Regions from separate parts of the Mus musculus genome. Here region 2 is linked to region 1. Evidence: chromatin loops called from intact Hi-C (ENCODE). Cell type or tissue: left cerebral cortex. All regions are shown on one strand.

What was found. Hi-C counts contacts between places; a loop is a spot of excess contacts. Peaks named below come from ENCODE experiments on the same cell type or tissue, not always from the same donor. Only the 100,000 strongest peaks of a DNase experiment are listed, where the experiment ranks them.
Region 2: a loop joins it to region 1, with 6 times the contacts of the local background. A loop is called at or near these places in 2 of 42 quality-filtered maps.

Annotation. Positions count from the first base shown.
Region 1 is chr12:74,845,285-74,853,284 of GRCm38, forward strand. No RefSeq gene overlaps it. Among named protein-coding and RNA genes, the nearest start is that of Gm39473, 24 kb to the left of the region's middle. In left cerebral cortex, no CTCF peak of the experiment used is centred here; a DNase peak (open chromatin) is centred at 3,854; H3K27ac peaks cover 394 bases.
Region 2 is chr12:75,172,283-75,180,282 of GRCm38, forward strand. It overlaps Kcnh5 (potassium voltage-gated channel, subfamily H (eag-related), member 5), which reads right to left and starts at 5,050. Exons shown (of 11, transcript NM_172805.3): 1 at 4,174-5,050. The coding sequence starts at 4,246. In left cerebral cortex, no CTCF peak of the experiment used is centred here; DNase peaks (open chromatin) are centred at 1,696, 3,201, 3,960, 4,200 and 4 more places; H3K4me3 peaks cover 4,663 bases; H3K27ac peaks cover 2,453 bases.

The sequences.
Region 1 (8,000 bases):
GTTTTCATAAATTTTCCTTGTGTTTGTTTTAATTGTTCTGTTTTTTTTTTCTAAATGGAATAAAGCCCTAAGCTTGTCAGCTAAGCTACTATAACACTGAGCTAAATCCCAACCGCTCATAAACCTTCTTTGAATTGAAATATAAGCCCACCTTGATGTCAGGGAAGTCTTCAGTGACAAAATGCCATAATAATCATGCCATTCAAACCTTTCCCTAGAGGAAGACTACATACTTCTGATTCTCTGCACTGTCACATTCATGGTGGTAACATAGTACTGGTACTGTTTCCTTCAGAAAAACTTCTGTGATTGTTGAAATAAAGTCAAGAAGCTATTCATTGAGCCTAAAGAAGCCACATCTGTCTACCAACAATGTTGCAGAGAACAGCAAGTAAAACAGAGATGCCAGAGACTTTCAATGATAGTAACAGGTCTTTCCAGTCATAGGTAACCCATGTATGCAGTTTGTCTTGCCCAGTGCAGGGATCTAAAGCTTCCTCAGCACTATGAGTGCAAGAGATATGCAAACAACCGAGATTGGAGCTGTTCACCTGTGTCTACATTACAGGTATCTTAAGCATAGCAATGGCCTGGACCAACTGACTGAGTTTCCCATAACACAGATGTCACAAACGCAGCATGGAACACTCAGGGGAATCCAGACAGTGCACAGTGCAGAAAAGAACAGGAAGTGGGATGTTGCCAAGCACATTTTAGCTAAAGATTTTTTACCATACCTTCACTGGAGAGTGCTTTTGTTTACTTATTAAGGAATAAGGGAACCCTCTTGTAGAAAAGATGCCATCCATAGTCTGTAACTAGGTCTTAGGTAGATGAACAGTAGGGTGTAAGATCTTCTCAGTCTTTAGTGTAGGCTTGACTTGTTGACAAATCTTTTCATTGTGAACCTCTTTGAGTATATAAAAAGTATACACAAAAAGTGGTGAAGAATGAAAATACAGTTATGGATGTACAGAGGCACAAATCAATATGGCTGTCCTTCAGGCTTTACAGGAGAATAGTTCCAGGACCCTCCCAATTTTAAACTTCACAGATATCCAAATACTGTTGTTAAGATGGAGTAAGATTTATATATGAACTCCACACATCTTCCCATGTACTTCAAACTGTCTCTGGCTTACATACAACACTTATCACAAATGAGTGCTCTACAAATAGAAACTACAGTATATTTTCAAAGAAAAAGAACAAGAAAAAAGTCTGTGGATGATAGAACGAATTTCCCTGTGGGTCCACAGGAAGAGCAGTATCAACTCTTATCTATTAGCCTCCTAAATGAAGTAGTTTCTTAAATATTTTTAGTCTGTAGTTGATTGAATGTTCAGACATTGAATATACAGATATAAAGAGGTGATTTATATTGGAAGAAGTAAAGATATATATATAGAAGCAAAGATGTGTATGAGTAAATATAAAAAATATACACTTATGAATAATTATCTATATGGTACAAATACAGACATATAAACATAGTTTGGCTATATGAGTGCTCTTGACCACCATAGGCATCAGCCCAGGGCAATTACGAACAAGGGATTAGTGATGCCAATTTTTTTTTCAAATTTTGTAAAGTTGCAAGATAGTTGATGGACTCCCTGAGATTTGCTTGAATATTTTATGGAAGGAGAAATAGCCAGGGAGTCAATCAGAGGAAACTGGCTAGTTGAAAATGTCAATACAAAATAATAGATACACACCTGCTTACTGAATAATAAGTTGTTTATTTTTTGCATTTGTTGAAATGTGCTTTTCCCTATAACTAATAGCTTTTGGACTGGCAAGGTGGCTGATCAGGTAAAGTGCTTGCCACCAAATCTAATGACCTGAGTTCAATTCCCAGGATCCACATTGTAGAATGAGAGAACCAATTCCCTTAAGAAATCCTCTGAGCTCCACAGACATTGTATGGGCACATACATGCACATGCATGCATGTGTGCGTGCGCACACACACACATTTTTCATAACTAAGAACCTTATTTATTTAATATATTATTAACTTTTCATGCAATATTCTTAGATTATATCTTTCCCCTTTCCCAAATATCCCAGATGCTCCCTGCTTCTCTACCAACCCAACTTCATGTGCTTTGTCTCTTAAAAATTAAAAAAAAAATTAGAAAAGGAAAAGCAAAACAAAACAAAAAATAAAACCAGAAAAAAAACACCAGACCCTCCCTCCCCCCCCCCCAAAATAATGCACACACAAAAAACATGGAGCCCCTTTTAATCAAAATTGAAAGTTAATTTCTACCTTGGATATTTTGAAATATTGTTTTAATTGCTACTAAACTACAGAGACTAAGTCAGAGACCATACAAGGGGAAAGTCAAAGCAACAATGGGATGGGAAACAGGATAATGATACTGTATAGACTTTGAATAGACAGAGGAGAGGGCATGATAACCAAGGGAAAGCAATGGGGAGAGGAGAGTAGTGTGGCCCATGGAGCAGGAAGATACTAGTATAACAATGGACACACAGCACAATATTGAACTGGAGACGATGCTCTTGATCAGTGGGATCTTTGAAGGCTAACAGGTTCAATCTCATATTAACTAAGAAATTGATGCCTACTGATGATTTTCAAAAAGAGAATTAATAGGAAGAAGTTCATCTTAGAGAAGATTAATTGTATTTAAGATGGCAAAGAGTTGGCTGACCAGTAGATGAAACTTGGACTTTAAGTCATTTGATGTAGATAAAGACCAAACTGGTGGGTAGATATGTTGAGAATTCGGAGTAGGCATGAGAAAGCTCTTAAATTAAGAATTCAGCAACTACCTGACTGTTCAGTTCTTGACACTGGGGACTAATCATTCCATCTTAGTTAAAAGGCACTAAATATAAATCAATGGAATTGATTAATTTAAAATACAATGACTGGCAAGAGCTGGGACATTGATTTAAGTTTTAAAATATGACATATTGAGAAGTTTTTAAAGACCGAGTTTTATTTAATTTTCTCAATCGATGCCTTAGAGATGTTTATTTTCATCTCATTTTCACTTAAATGGAAATACAGATTACAATATTTACAACAAACAATCTTTTTTTCCTCCTAGTGCAGAGAGTCAAACTCAGAGTCTCACAAAGGAGAACAAGTGAGTGCACTTCCAGTGAAATTTGTATATTTGCTAAAGGATGTGGGTAGATGTTCTGAAAAACACGAAAAGTATACAAAGGAAGTGGCAATACCAAGTTATAGTATACAGACATTTTAAAATAGTACAGTATAACACATAAAAAATAGTCCTATTCTCTATCCATTGCATAAGGATGTAAAGGGTATTTTAGTTGTTTAAAGTTAGTTTGGATTGATCATAAAAATCAAGAGTCCAGATTAAATGCCAGCACCAAAGTACCCCAAGTAAATTTTGTTCTGTATTTATAGAACTGTGAATACTGTATTCTCATGAGAAGAACAATCCGGAGTCTGAACAAACAGTCCCTCGCAGAGGATAAAGCTTGAGAGTGACAAGATGCCGACAGATTATGACAGCTGCTGTGCTGCCTGACCTGGAACATTTATGCAGTTTCTAAAAGTGCATAGGAAGCACATTTTATCATCGCATCCAGGGCATCAACCTTATATTTTGAGGTGTTCATTACCCACAATCCCATGGGCTCTGGGAAGACATCAAAACTGGAGTTCATTAGTTAACATTTTAAAAGGACACGATTTGAAGATGCTCCCCCCAGGTGCCCTGATTTCAGCAAATTTTGCTTCATATGCCAAGTGCTGAAAACAGCTAACACCACTATTATTATCCACAAGGAAATCCACCCACCACGCGGACCTGTGCCAAGGAACCAGTCTGAAATGCTGACAGCATCGCAAGGCTTTCCAACTGCAGGGACACGGAAGCAGCTGCGGTTTTCCTCACCAACGCAGATGGCAAAAAGGGAGTGTGTTTGTTGGTACTCAAGAGGGTGGTTACAGGATGGGAAAGCCGGAAAGAACTTCTGCAGATGTACCCAGCCATGCAGCAGTTAGTTCCAAATACTAGTTACTTGCCTCTCACATCTCCCACCTGCTCCTTGTCTGATTGCTCGTTCTCGAATCCTTCAGTTACCATCTACCCAATGATCCATGCTGTAAAACTGCAAAATTTGGATTTTCCTGTCCACTGTCCATCAGAGTGAGAAAACTTCAACTCCATCCTTCACCTCTGGCTCACACCTATACTCCCCTGCCCTCACATTTCTCTAGATGCCTGCTGGAGGGTTTCCTTAGGTTTGTGTTTGATCTTAATGAATTATTAAGACAGTATTCTATCTTTAGTAATGATGTGATGATGTGTTAGAGAGACTTGATGTTGGAAAACCCAAACCATTAATTTAGAAAATAAAAAATAAAAATGAGCAGTTGGAATCATTTCTATGTGGCGTTCAAATCCAGAATCAATATTGAACTTAACAGAATATTGGCAGACAGATTATTTAATTAGATAACCCAAACATTGCTAGAGCCTGGGAAGCTGGCTGTTGGCAAAACCCTGGCAGAAAAAGCATGAAGATCTGAGTTCAGATCCCCAACACCCACAAAAAGCTGGGTGTAGTTATAATTATACCTGTTTGTAATCTTAGTACTGAGGAGGTGGAGACAGAAGGAGCCCTTGACTTTCTGGCCAACCAGTCTAGACAAGTCAGTGAACTCCAGTTTCAGTGAGAGACCTAGCCCCAAAATGAAAGAAAGCAACTGAGAAAGACAGCTGATGTTAACTTCCAACCTCCACACACATGTGCACAGACACACACACGCCCCCAACCCACACACATGCCCCACTCACCCACACATGTGAGCATACACACACCCACACGCACGCACACATGCTCACATGGGTACACACACACACACACAGTGCTAAGTTATTTTAGAGAAAAAGATTGAGGCTGAAGAGACAGAAGTGGGGTTAAAGGATGCTACCTGCTCCATATAATGTACTTGTCAATGATATGCCTATCACACTCTCCTGCCTTATGCACTTGGACATTCAGCAAGCGTAAGATCTCAGAGGAGTCATCTTCAGAAAATTAAGATGTGAGCTTGGCTTTTAATTTTGGAGGTTGATACAAGCAGCGATCTCCTTACTTCAATACCAAAGAAATACATTGTTTCCCCTGAAAATGAAGTCTCTCCTGAGGAATTCAGATCCAGCCTGAGTGACAGCTTGGGAGGGGGTCTATTGACTGCTGCATACCTCTCCACAGAGACCACTGTTTCCGGCCCTATCAGGGGCCAGGCCTATTGCTATGTGACAGTCACCTTGGAGACACAGCAAGAGCAGCTTCCCCCCAGTGGCCTTTTCTTCAGTTCCTCACTTTGAAAGCCACTTATACTTGAATGTATTATTTAATCTGGTGAAAAATGCATCAGTCTTCCAGACCTTCAGAGCTCATACAGGTTTTAAAAGGTCTGGAAATCTTTCTAAAACTAAAATAGCCCTGTCCTTGACAGGGCGATGCATGGTGTTCTTATCACGACCATCGGCAGCGAGCCTGAGTTAAACAATTAAATAAACAGTTTGTGAATTTAGGTTTCATGATGCTCCACTCCTCACCAAGGAGCTTAAAGGGGCCTCGAATGTTGTAAAGCAATTATCCTCCCACCACTCTTAAAAAGAAGTACAAAATTGCTATAGTCATAGCCTCGAATCGTGTTAAATCCCAGTTGAAAAATAACTAGCAAAGGAAAGGAAAATAGCCTGACCCAGCTTAAAGAACAAAACCCAAAGCCTTGAACAAATGCCGAATGTCCTCACAAAGGGAAGAAACTGACTGTGCCAACTGAATCAAAGATTCCCAATTCAATTAATACATTTAAACAAGACCCGCAGAATTTGCATGTAAGTTTTTGGTACTTTTAAGCTATAGAATCAAGCCACAGATAGGCAGAGAGACAAAGGCTTGTGGTTATTCTGTGCTAAGCCATGCTACCTAGGTTTCAAGTACATTTCACAGAATTCTCGTCTCTGTGTGAAATGGAATCCCAAAGATATTCAGAGTCTCATTTAGATTGGAGATTAACTCTGTTTCAGACAGTGCAGTGCAATTTGTGTATATTGTTGTGGCTATGCTACCCCTATCGACATCTTTCTTGTTACTACCTTGGAAGTCCACATCTTTTAAGAGTTATTTTTACTTGTATCTATGTGTGGTAGTTTTTAATGGAAAAGATCCCCATTGACTTATATGTTTAAATTCTTGGTTCCCAGTTGGTTGACCTATTTGGAAAAAATTAGGTGTGGCCTTGTTGGGGAAGGTATGTCACTAGGGATAGGTTTTTAAGGTTCCAAAAGACTCTCAAGCCACTCCTCCTCCTCTGCCTCCTGCTTGTAGATCAAGATGTGAGCTCTCGGCTGCTCCTGCCATTATGTCTTTGCTCTGCCATAATAGACCCTGACCCTTTAAAACAGTAAGCTCCAAAGATACTCTTTCTTCTATAAGTTGCCTTGGTGGTCCTGGAATTTTATCACAGCAAGAGACGAAATGATTAAGGCAACATGTGAGTGTCTGTATTTGTATGCCACATTTATGTGGTTACCCTCAGAGGCCAGAAAAATTTATTGGTTCCTGTAGAGCTATAGTTATAATCAGTTATGAGCTGTCCAATGTGGGTGCTGGGAGCCAAACTTTAGTCCTCTGGAAGGGTACTCTTATCTACTGTACTGTGTCTCCAGCAGGGGCTTCTAGTTTTGAACTTGATATATTCTTTGGGCACAGTATCAACTTGTCTTTCAAGTCTCCTACTCATCAAAGTCAAAGTCTCACGGGCAATGTCATCCCCTCTTTCTCCACTCTACCCTGCAGGCTCCAGCTTCACTCCACTTGATCCATTCACCTTCTCCTTTCTTCTCTAGCTTCCTGATCTGACCACTTCAGGTATGTTACCAGATGCAAATGCAAATGACTTTGCAGAAACTGCTTAAGCAGTGTGCCCAATGGAAAGAAGTACAGAATTGCAATGGACAGAGCCTCAAAGGTGCTATTACCTCCTAGACACAAAGACAGAGATGTGGCAGTCTGCTCCAGAAATTAGAAACAAGCTGATCTCATCACCTACCTGCTTAGTTGCAATGTACCAGCCCCTTTAACAAATTCCTTACTTTATCTGACTCCCGATGACTTGCTTCTCTGACCAAATTTTACTGACCCAGGGGCATGCCAGGCTCTGGGGTAGGCATATTGTGATATGCTGTCCAATTAAAACTGCATAAAAGCTTCATTTTTAACTGTGTTGGAAGGAAAATTAGGTGAAGTGCCTATAGTCACACAAGTCTGTGGCACCAAATTCAAGCTTTATGTCATTACCCCAGTGTCACGCAGTTTGATAAAGGCTCCTATCCCTGAGGCAGATTGAACACTGCTTTGATAAATATAGGTGACAAGTTAAAGAATTCAGAGCCCAGGGCCTGGTTATAATAATAGGCTAGAGGGATACATGTTGATTAGACCAGAGACAAAGCTAAGAAGCCCATGACAAGGACAAAATAAAGGGGCTGGAAGTAAGCCTAATCTTTATGGACCAGAGAGTCTCAGCATGAGTTATTAGAGCATAGAAAACTGAAGATAAAACAAGTAATAATCCAGAGAGGAAACAGAAGTTGGAAAGTCCAAGGGACTACTAAGGTGGACAAAATAAAATTTGGGAAACTAGACATCACATTTTGAATGAATACTACATCTTTAAGAGGCAAACTTGACATTATCAGAGACAAATCACCGGGAAAAGCACAAGGGGAAAGGAAAACGCATCACTGCGAATCTGACCACCAGCAGAGAAAGGGCCAGGGGGAATGTTCAGAAGGCAGGAGGCAGCAGCAGTTCAGAAGGCAGAAGTCTGTGGTCACTTGGCTCTATGGCTTCAGGCCGTGAGAGTGATGTGGAACCTCCTGTTGAGGAGCACAGGGTGGAGCAAATGGGTGACCTCACACAGACAGGAGACAGAGAAGACAAAGGAGGAGGGTACAAAGTGCT
Region 2 (8,000 bases), 330 kb after region 1:
AAGACCAGCTGCTCCTAAAGCACTCTCCTCTCTGTTTTCTTCTCCCTTAGTCCTGCTCCTCCTAAGAGAAAAACAACACTTCTGGATTTTCATAAAAGAGAGAATTCCTTAATTTTTGATAGTACTTTAATATTAGTGGATAACCTCACATCAAAAAATATTATTTGAATTTACAATTTTTCAAAAACAGCAATGTAATTTACCATCACTCAAACTAGCCATAGCTAGATACTCATTAGGAATTCAGGAAGAACGCACGGGTAAGATATGCTGCCCGTGAGAATGGGAACATTGAGCGTTTTAACATGTCTTGTCTTTTGAAACTAGTATTCCATCTAAAAGTCTCTTGGGTATTTAACTCTACCTGTGATTTTACAACTCTTTAGTAAACAACCTAGTGTTTACTAAAAAAAATAGCTTGCATGAACACTGACCATATAAAGATGGCAGAGCTCCTGACAATTTTTCCTGACACAGATTTGGTCCATAGCTACTCAGGAAAGGAGTCAATAATGGCGCTGTTCGGGTGTCATGAACTTAACCACAGTTATCAAGCCCTCCCTTCTTCATAGCTTATTTTGATCCAAATAGCCAAATATACAGTTAAACGTCACTATAGTTAACAATCCGATAGTTCAGACCAATTAGTAGGACTGTTTCTAACGCAAAGCAATGATAATTGCTCAAGGAGGTAGATATGCCATTTTCTCTGAGTATCCTACATTGAACCCGAGTATTGAAATGCTACACCACAGTCTATAAATATGTCAATCAAAATCAAAAATCTATTTTTAATGCTTACCTAAACATTCCTGTTGTCTTTATAATTTGACCTTTACAAATTCTTGCAAAAATAGTAAGCTCTCTGTGTTTTCAAGTTAAGGATTATCATGTTCCTTTTATTTGTTTTATCAAGTCTTTAATCTTAAATTTTAAGGGGAGAATTCCTTGCTTCTCCTATTTTGAGAGTTGGCAAAAAAAAAATTTTATGTATCCACCCTATACAATGGCTCACATTGCGTTCTTTTATAGACATAGTCACCACTAACAACTTGAATTCTGGTCTTTAGGAGGAGAAAGCAGAGTAAAACAGCAGTAGAGAGGCCATCATGGTGGCACTGTCCCCCAAGACACTACAGATGAGGGCTTCGGAGTTTGATTATAAAATTCTGAGCTTTAAAAACTCCGTGCCAATATGACATTTCCCTTGTTCATTTGGTCTGCATTTCCAAAAAGTTGTCTGGTAGAATCCTAGCTGCTGGGGCTCTCATGGACAAAAACAAATGTTTATGTCTCTCTCCCTCTCTCTCTCTCTCTCTCTCTCTCTCCCTCCCTCCCTCCCTCCCCCTCTCTCTCTCTCTCTCCTTCCTCTCTCTCCCTCTCTCTCATGTGTGTACCTGTGTCTTTGTGTGTACATGTGTCTCAGTACCTATGTGTGACTGTGTGTCTCTGTCTCTGTGTGTGTGTGTGGTTTTGGTTTTCTCACCATCTCTCTGTCAGTCTGTGTGAATTATGCACTTTTTTTGCCTGCCCCATGTCCATCTCTATGTCTGGGTGGATGTCTGTCCACTTGTTTGTCTGTAGTCTTTCATGTCATCTCTTCCTCTTTCTACACGTGTGTTTATCTGACTCTATACAAGATTTGATCTTTTCAAAAGAAAACGGTCTTGTCTGAGTGAGGAAGCTCATCACTATAAAATGCAGCCTCTGTTTCTGAGTTCTTACATCACCTGGGAAGGCTGCCTCCTTGACTCCCTCAGCTAGAGCTCTGCCAGCAGTGCATTCCCAATGTTCTTAAGTTGGCGAATGATTAAATCTCCAGTGTGACAAACCTGATCCATCTCTGAGAATCCTAGAGGGAATTTTATCTGTTGCTCATAATTAAACAATCTCTTAGGATGAGTTTTTCAATTTCTCTGCCAAATTGGGGAGAAATGACAACTGGAAGGCCCTTCCCCCATAAACGGATAGACCAATCACATACTGCAGTTCTCAATTCAGGTACTTGCTGAGGCCTTCCGGTCCTTACTACATATAGATGTGCATAACTCTCAAGTCTCTATCACATGCCCAACAAAATCCCAAGGTTTTACGTCCGACAACTATTCAAAGTTGGGCATAGACAATGAAAGGTGGGATCCCTAAGTGTCAACGCAGGTAAATCTCACTCATACTTGCCGTTAACCAGGGAAAGAAGCACTAAATTAATGAAAGCATTCTAATCCCAGAGTGTAAATAAGATAAAAATATTCATATGTTGTATGGTAGATATAAAGTGGAGATGAAGGGAGGAGACAGATCTGAGCCACATGACGTAAATCATCATTTCATGTCACATTTTACAGAAACGTATTCTATGACCATCTCATCTCTGGTCCAACCTGAGAAAGTTTGGACTGATACTGCTACAAATGATAAACTTCAATCCTGGACTTCTCATTGTGTCTCTCTTCACCTCAGAGGGTGGCAGGGAGTCTATGGGTCTGGTATTCTAAGGTCTTCCTCAGAAACTGCTCTCAAAAAACAAAAAGCGTGAAGTAGAATAACTCAAGAAGATGGGAAATTTGCAAGAAAATCGCCATAAGTCTGTAAATAACTGATTCTAGTAACCTTTAAATTCCACGCAGCAATTGATAGTCTTAAAAGTAATGTTCCCTGTATTCTAGATTTCTATAAGATATTCATAAGACAATGGGTTAATATAGAAGTTTCATGCCATTATGAACTTCTATCTTAATTTATATTGTTCTAAAACCTGAAAGTGCATATGAACCTCACACTAGCGTAGCTAAAAATAATACAGGGATTAAAATGACTGTGCAGTACTATAAGCTATTTTTTTAAATCCAAATGTATCACTGCAGCTCTATACTTACACAGAATCACACACTGACTAACATGAAAGAAAGATTCACAAAGCTCCAACCCAAACTCCAAGGTGAACATCTAAAGAAAACACTTTAGGTTATTCCAATTCCAAGGATGCCTCTGCAAGCCTAGTTTTCAGAGAGATGCTAATCCAAGAGGTGGTATTGTCTAAGCTACTACTCTGTGTCCAGTTATCTGCTATCATTTGTGTGTGTCCCTCTAGCCCACAGCCAAAGATCTTAGCCACATGGCCCACACTGAGCCTCCTGTGCAAGGCTCCCAAATACACTTGGTTCCCATGAGTGATTGACAGAACAAGGGATCACAGAACCCTCACAGAACCTTCCAACTGTTTTCTGACTCAAATCCATGTGCAGAATTATATTCTCATGGTTCTCCAGAAAGGGGTTCCGAAGAGAAACCCTTAAATGATACTCCATACAGTTTGCTTGTGGAGTTGAAAAATTATGTAAAAGAGTTTTTAAAACAATTAAAAGATGCATAAACCCAGTAGATCAAATTTGTATAATCCGACCACGCATAAATGGATGGTATTTTAAAGGCACGTCAGAGGCAGGGCGCCTTCATGTGCAGGAGCAAGGTAGAGTGGTATTGTTTAAATCTTTTTTCAAGTGCATTGAAAGTACAGAAACTATGGCTTTGTTTTTACCCTTCTTCTGGTCAAGTGCGATAGGCAAGATATAACCTATAAACTAACACGCAATGAAGAAAACAAATAAAACGTGAAACTTTAAACCAAATTTGATCCGAGTAACTGCCTTCCCATTTTCCAAGCACTGACTGTTTAGGATTCAATTCCGACTACTCGCCCTAAGGCAGGGTACTTTCAGTTGTGCACAGTGGGTCCAAAAGCCATCCTAGTGACTTAAATTTGATGAAGTGGCCACTTTCCCAGTCATTCCCAACTTAAAAGGAAAGCTTCCTCCAAAAACTGGCTCTAAGAATTTGGTCAGCGCTTGCAGCTTGTTTGGGGAGCGATGGGACAAGGAGCGATTCATCATCAAAGTGAAATTCAAAGCTATTTTGATGGACCTCCGCTCTACCCACCCCCTTTCCTAGCTCCTACTCTAAGGTCTGGACAGGTGGGAGGGGGTACATCTCTCTTAGGAAACAGATGCAACTTAAGTCCCTCCACCACCTCCTTCCCGGCCCCCACCCACCCTAAGCCACCAGGTACCACTGCCTACACCCCCTCCCCCCTTAGAAGAGGGATGGGATGGGCAGGACGGGGGCGCCGTGGGCGGGATGAAGGTAGGGAATGTTCTGAACTGCAACTCTCCTTACCACTGGAGCGCCTGACGATGTTCTCCAAAAATGTGTTCTGCGGAGCCACCAGCCCTCTCTTGCCCCCCGGCATCCTGGGTCTGGAAAGCAGCGGCCAGGATCCGCGGCGGGGGAGGGGGGGAAGCAGGAAGAAAAGGTGGAAGAAGAGGAGGAAAAGGTAGTGGAGATGGTGCTGAAAGAAAAGGGGGCGCGGCGGCGGCGGCGGGGTCCCCTGAGTGTGTCTCCAGCCCGACCCGGATGAGCAGCTCTGGGAAGGAGGACCAAGCAGTTCATGGTAGTAGCGCTCCCCCGGCCGCCGCTGCCCAGACTGTGGCGGTGCCGCACACGGGGCTGGGGAACTGCAGGCTCCGCCGGGCACAGTGCGCCTGCGCCGCCCCCGCTGTCGCTGTCCCGCCGGTGCTGATGCTGAGGCTGCTGCTGAAGATGCTGCCGGGGAGGCAGGAGCCCGGACGCGGGCTCAGCATTTCTCCCTCTGCCCCGCGCCCGGGCTCTGGGAGAGAGCGAGGAGCAACTCGACTTCCCTCTCCCCACCCCTAGCCCAGGCTAAGACCCCATTCCTTAGCTCTCTGCTCCCTTGGTCTCCTAGCCCACCCTTCTCACTCAGCTGTTTCACAGCTACCCAGGGCAGCCAAAGTTCTGTCCAGGCTTTGCGAGCGCCTAGTGGCTGCTCCTTTCTCCAGGAAGATCCAGACAAGTGCTCGCTGGCTGGTGCGGGCTGTTGTTCGCGAGGCAGGCACCAGAGAGGGAAATGGCAATCTCTGGGGAGAGCAGGTCACATCTCAGCTTCTCCTGCTGCCGCTGTCCGAAACCCCAGCAGCTCCGGAGGACTCGGGTCCTGGGGCTGAGATGCAAGAGGGCTCCTGCTCTAGCCCAGACTGTGCGCCGAGTAGGAAGTGACTGGGTGGCGCTCGGGGACGCGGAGCAGCCACCTGACGCTGCTACCGCCCCCCTCCGGGCTCTGGCGCCTGAAGCCTCCACACGGGAGCTTTCTACACCCTGAGAAACCCCACTATTTGGAGCAGAAGCCAGATGGAATATGAGAGCAGAGCTGGCACCCGGAATGGCCCTGCGCCCCAGGCTGGATTTGGCGCGCGAGGGGTGGGGAGGGAGGTTGGCTCTGACACAGCCTCTGGAGAGCTACCCCAGGGCTGCTAAGTACAGGAGAACAGGAAACCGGATCCCCCTACCCAAACTTGGAAAAAAGAAAAAAGAAAAATAAGAGTTCACTTAATGCTCGATGCTAGCAGTCCAAAGAGAGAGTCAACAATTCAGACAAGAGCGCGAGCAACCGGCAGCGCTTGCGTGGAAAAGTGGTACAAGCTGAGAGAATAAAGCTGCGCAAGGCTGGGGAGAGGCCGCCCTCCTCTACATTCAGGACCTGGACCGGAGTGGGACTGTTAAAAAGCGGTCTAAAAGCAGGGGGCAGCCACACGAAAGGGAAATTTCCACAAGTGAGAAAGGGACCGGAAGACATGAAAAGAAAGGGGGAGCCCAAAGAGCTTGGCAGCCCCTTCTTTTGTGAAAGGCGCTGTTTTTGCTCCAGGCTACAGCATTAGCATCCCCTAAGAAGTCTTGACATGCAAATTTGGGGGCCTTATCCCTAAGTAGGGGCGCTAAGAACTCTGAGGATGGAGTTTATCAATCTGTTGGTAATAAACCCTCTGCCTAAATATGATACCCAAGCCACAAGCGTAGGGCAACCCTAAACTTCCCTTTAGGAGACTCCACCTGGGCCTGTGGAGTCAAGAACCCTCTGGGAACAGAAAAGGCTCTGAGTTGGGGGAGAGGCAGGGGGCAAAGGGTAAAGGTTAGTTGAATGATACATCTTGGTTGCTGGGGTCAAGCTACCCAGGGCGAGGTAATCTTTGTGGAAATGATTGCCTGTCAAACAGAGGGCATCCTGAGAGTAAGAGCAGCAGCATCTACTTGCTACCTACGGGCCTGTGACAGTGAAATACTCCTCCATTCACTGGCCTTTAAAGTGCTCTCCCTAGCTCTCTGTCTCTCTGTCTGTCTCTGTCTCTGTCTGTCTCTTGCTCGCTCTATCTATCTATCTACCTACCTACCTACCTACCTACCTACCTACCTACCTACCTATCTATGTATCTATCTCTGGCAGAGAGTTAAATGTAAAGCCAGGATCCAGGTTTTACCCTACGGTAATTTTTCTTTCCTCCAAAATTTCCGCTCCCCACCCAGAGCCAGGGCAGCTGCACAAATTTGAAAGGTGGCCATGCCAAAAGTTAGCTCCATGGAGATTCCTTCTGAGGGAAAATGAAAACGGGTTGGGCCACAGGAATAACAAGGACTTCACAACCAGACCCATCACTACAACCCCAATTTTAAACACATACTTCATTTCCCCTTCTGCTGTGTCTTACATGACCTGTTCTAAAAGATCCCAGATTACTCAGCTGTTGGTGGAGTGCTGAATATACAGACATAATACTTGAAAATACAAGCATCTCTATGCAAGGTTTCTATCCTTGACTTGTAGCATGATAGGGCAATTCTACCATCAACGTTGACGGGGAATATTTTCAGCCTATATGTTCTTTTGCACATCCTCAGCTGCCCACATCTCGCCTCTGGGTATTGATTTGAAGTCTCAGCTTCCCAGCGTTTCCTATCTAATATAAATATCCCCGTCCTAATCAGTTCTCTGTGGGTGTATTAGCTCACACTTCCCAAAGAGGAAACTCTTCGGACTCCATTAAGACGCAGTCACACAATCACTGTAGAATGTCCCCATTATTCCCATCCACAGCTTTAATTAAAATGGCATGCTTCCTTTCTTCTTTATCCTTAATTTCTGGATGGCATTACACTGTTGGCTTATCTTAATGACTGTATGGAACTAAAGCAGCTAGCTGGGCATTACAAAATGTCAAAGCATTTGGTTACACTTCCCTTAATGTTCCAGTTTAGATTCTCACTCAGGCAAAAACTGATGCCTGGAAAGATAAAGTGTCCTAATCTAGAGGAAACAGTGCTTTAGAGCACTTGGGGTAGAAACTAGAATAGGGCCTCCTACCCGTAACCAGGGCTCCTTGTAAATAATAACCTGAGCTTGGATTTGTATGGCAACAGCCGACAACATCCAGTCATCTTTATTGCCATCACTCACAGCTACGGGAAAGAGGAACCCCTAGCAACAACTTGCAACAACTCCCAATCAAATCACAGTGGAAGAAAGCAAAGCAGAGAGAGAGGCTGTGGAGGCAGCAGCATCGCGGTGGTGGCGGCAACAGCAGCAGCAGCAGATGGACTGTCTGGCCCTAAGGAGTGTGCTGGCAGATTCCAGCAAGGTGTCAATACAGCTCTTTCAAAGGGGTTTGCAGACAAAGTCCATATGTTGTAACCAAACCACAGGATTGATCAGGTGAGAAAGTTGAGGTTTTAAAGGCTGCCGTGTCACACGAAGGGCTTCTCTTTGTTTATTTTATGACCAAAATTCCATTTCAAAGCATAACCTCTTGTGCTTTGTCTCCTGCGTCTTTAAGAGTGGTGATTAGAAAGGTGTTGTCTGTGAGAACCAAGAGTTCCAACCCCTGCAGACTCTGCTGCCTCCAGGATCAACTGCAGACGTGTTCCAGTTTAGAAGGAAACAATGTAAAAGGAGAGGCTTAGAAATTAATTTATTAGGTAGTGATAATTTGTAGTCACTCTTGGTTCCCTAAAGAATTCTTACTATAAAGGATTTCTTTTTTTTTAACATAGCGTATGAGATGGTATCTGTAATTACATTTCAGTTTTCTAGAAGTGATACTGCTGGAGCCCTTGTGGACAAACGGTCCCAAAAACCACTCCCTACAGGAGTGATGCTT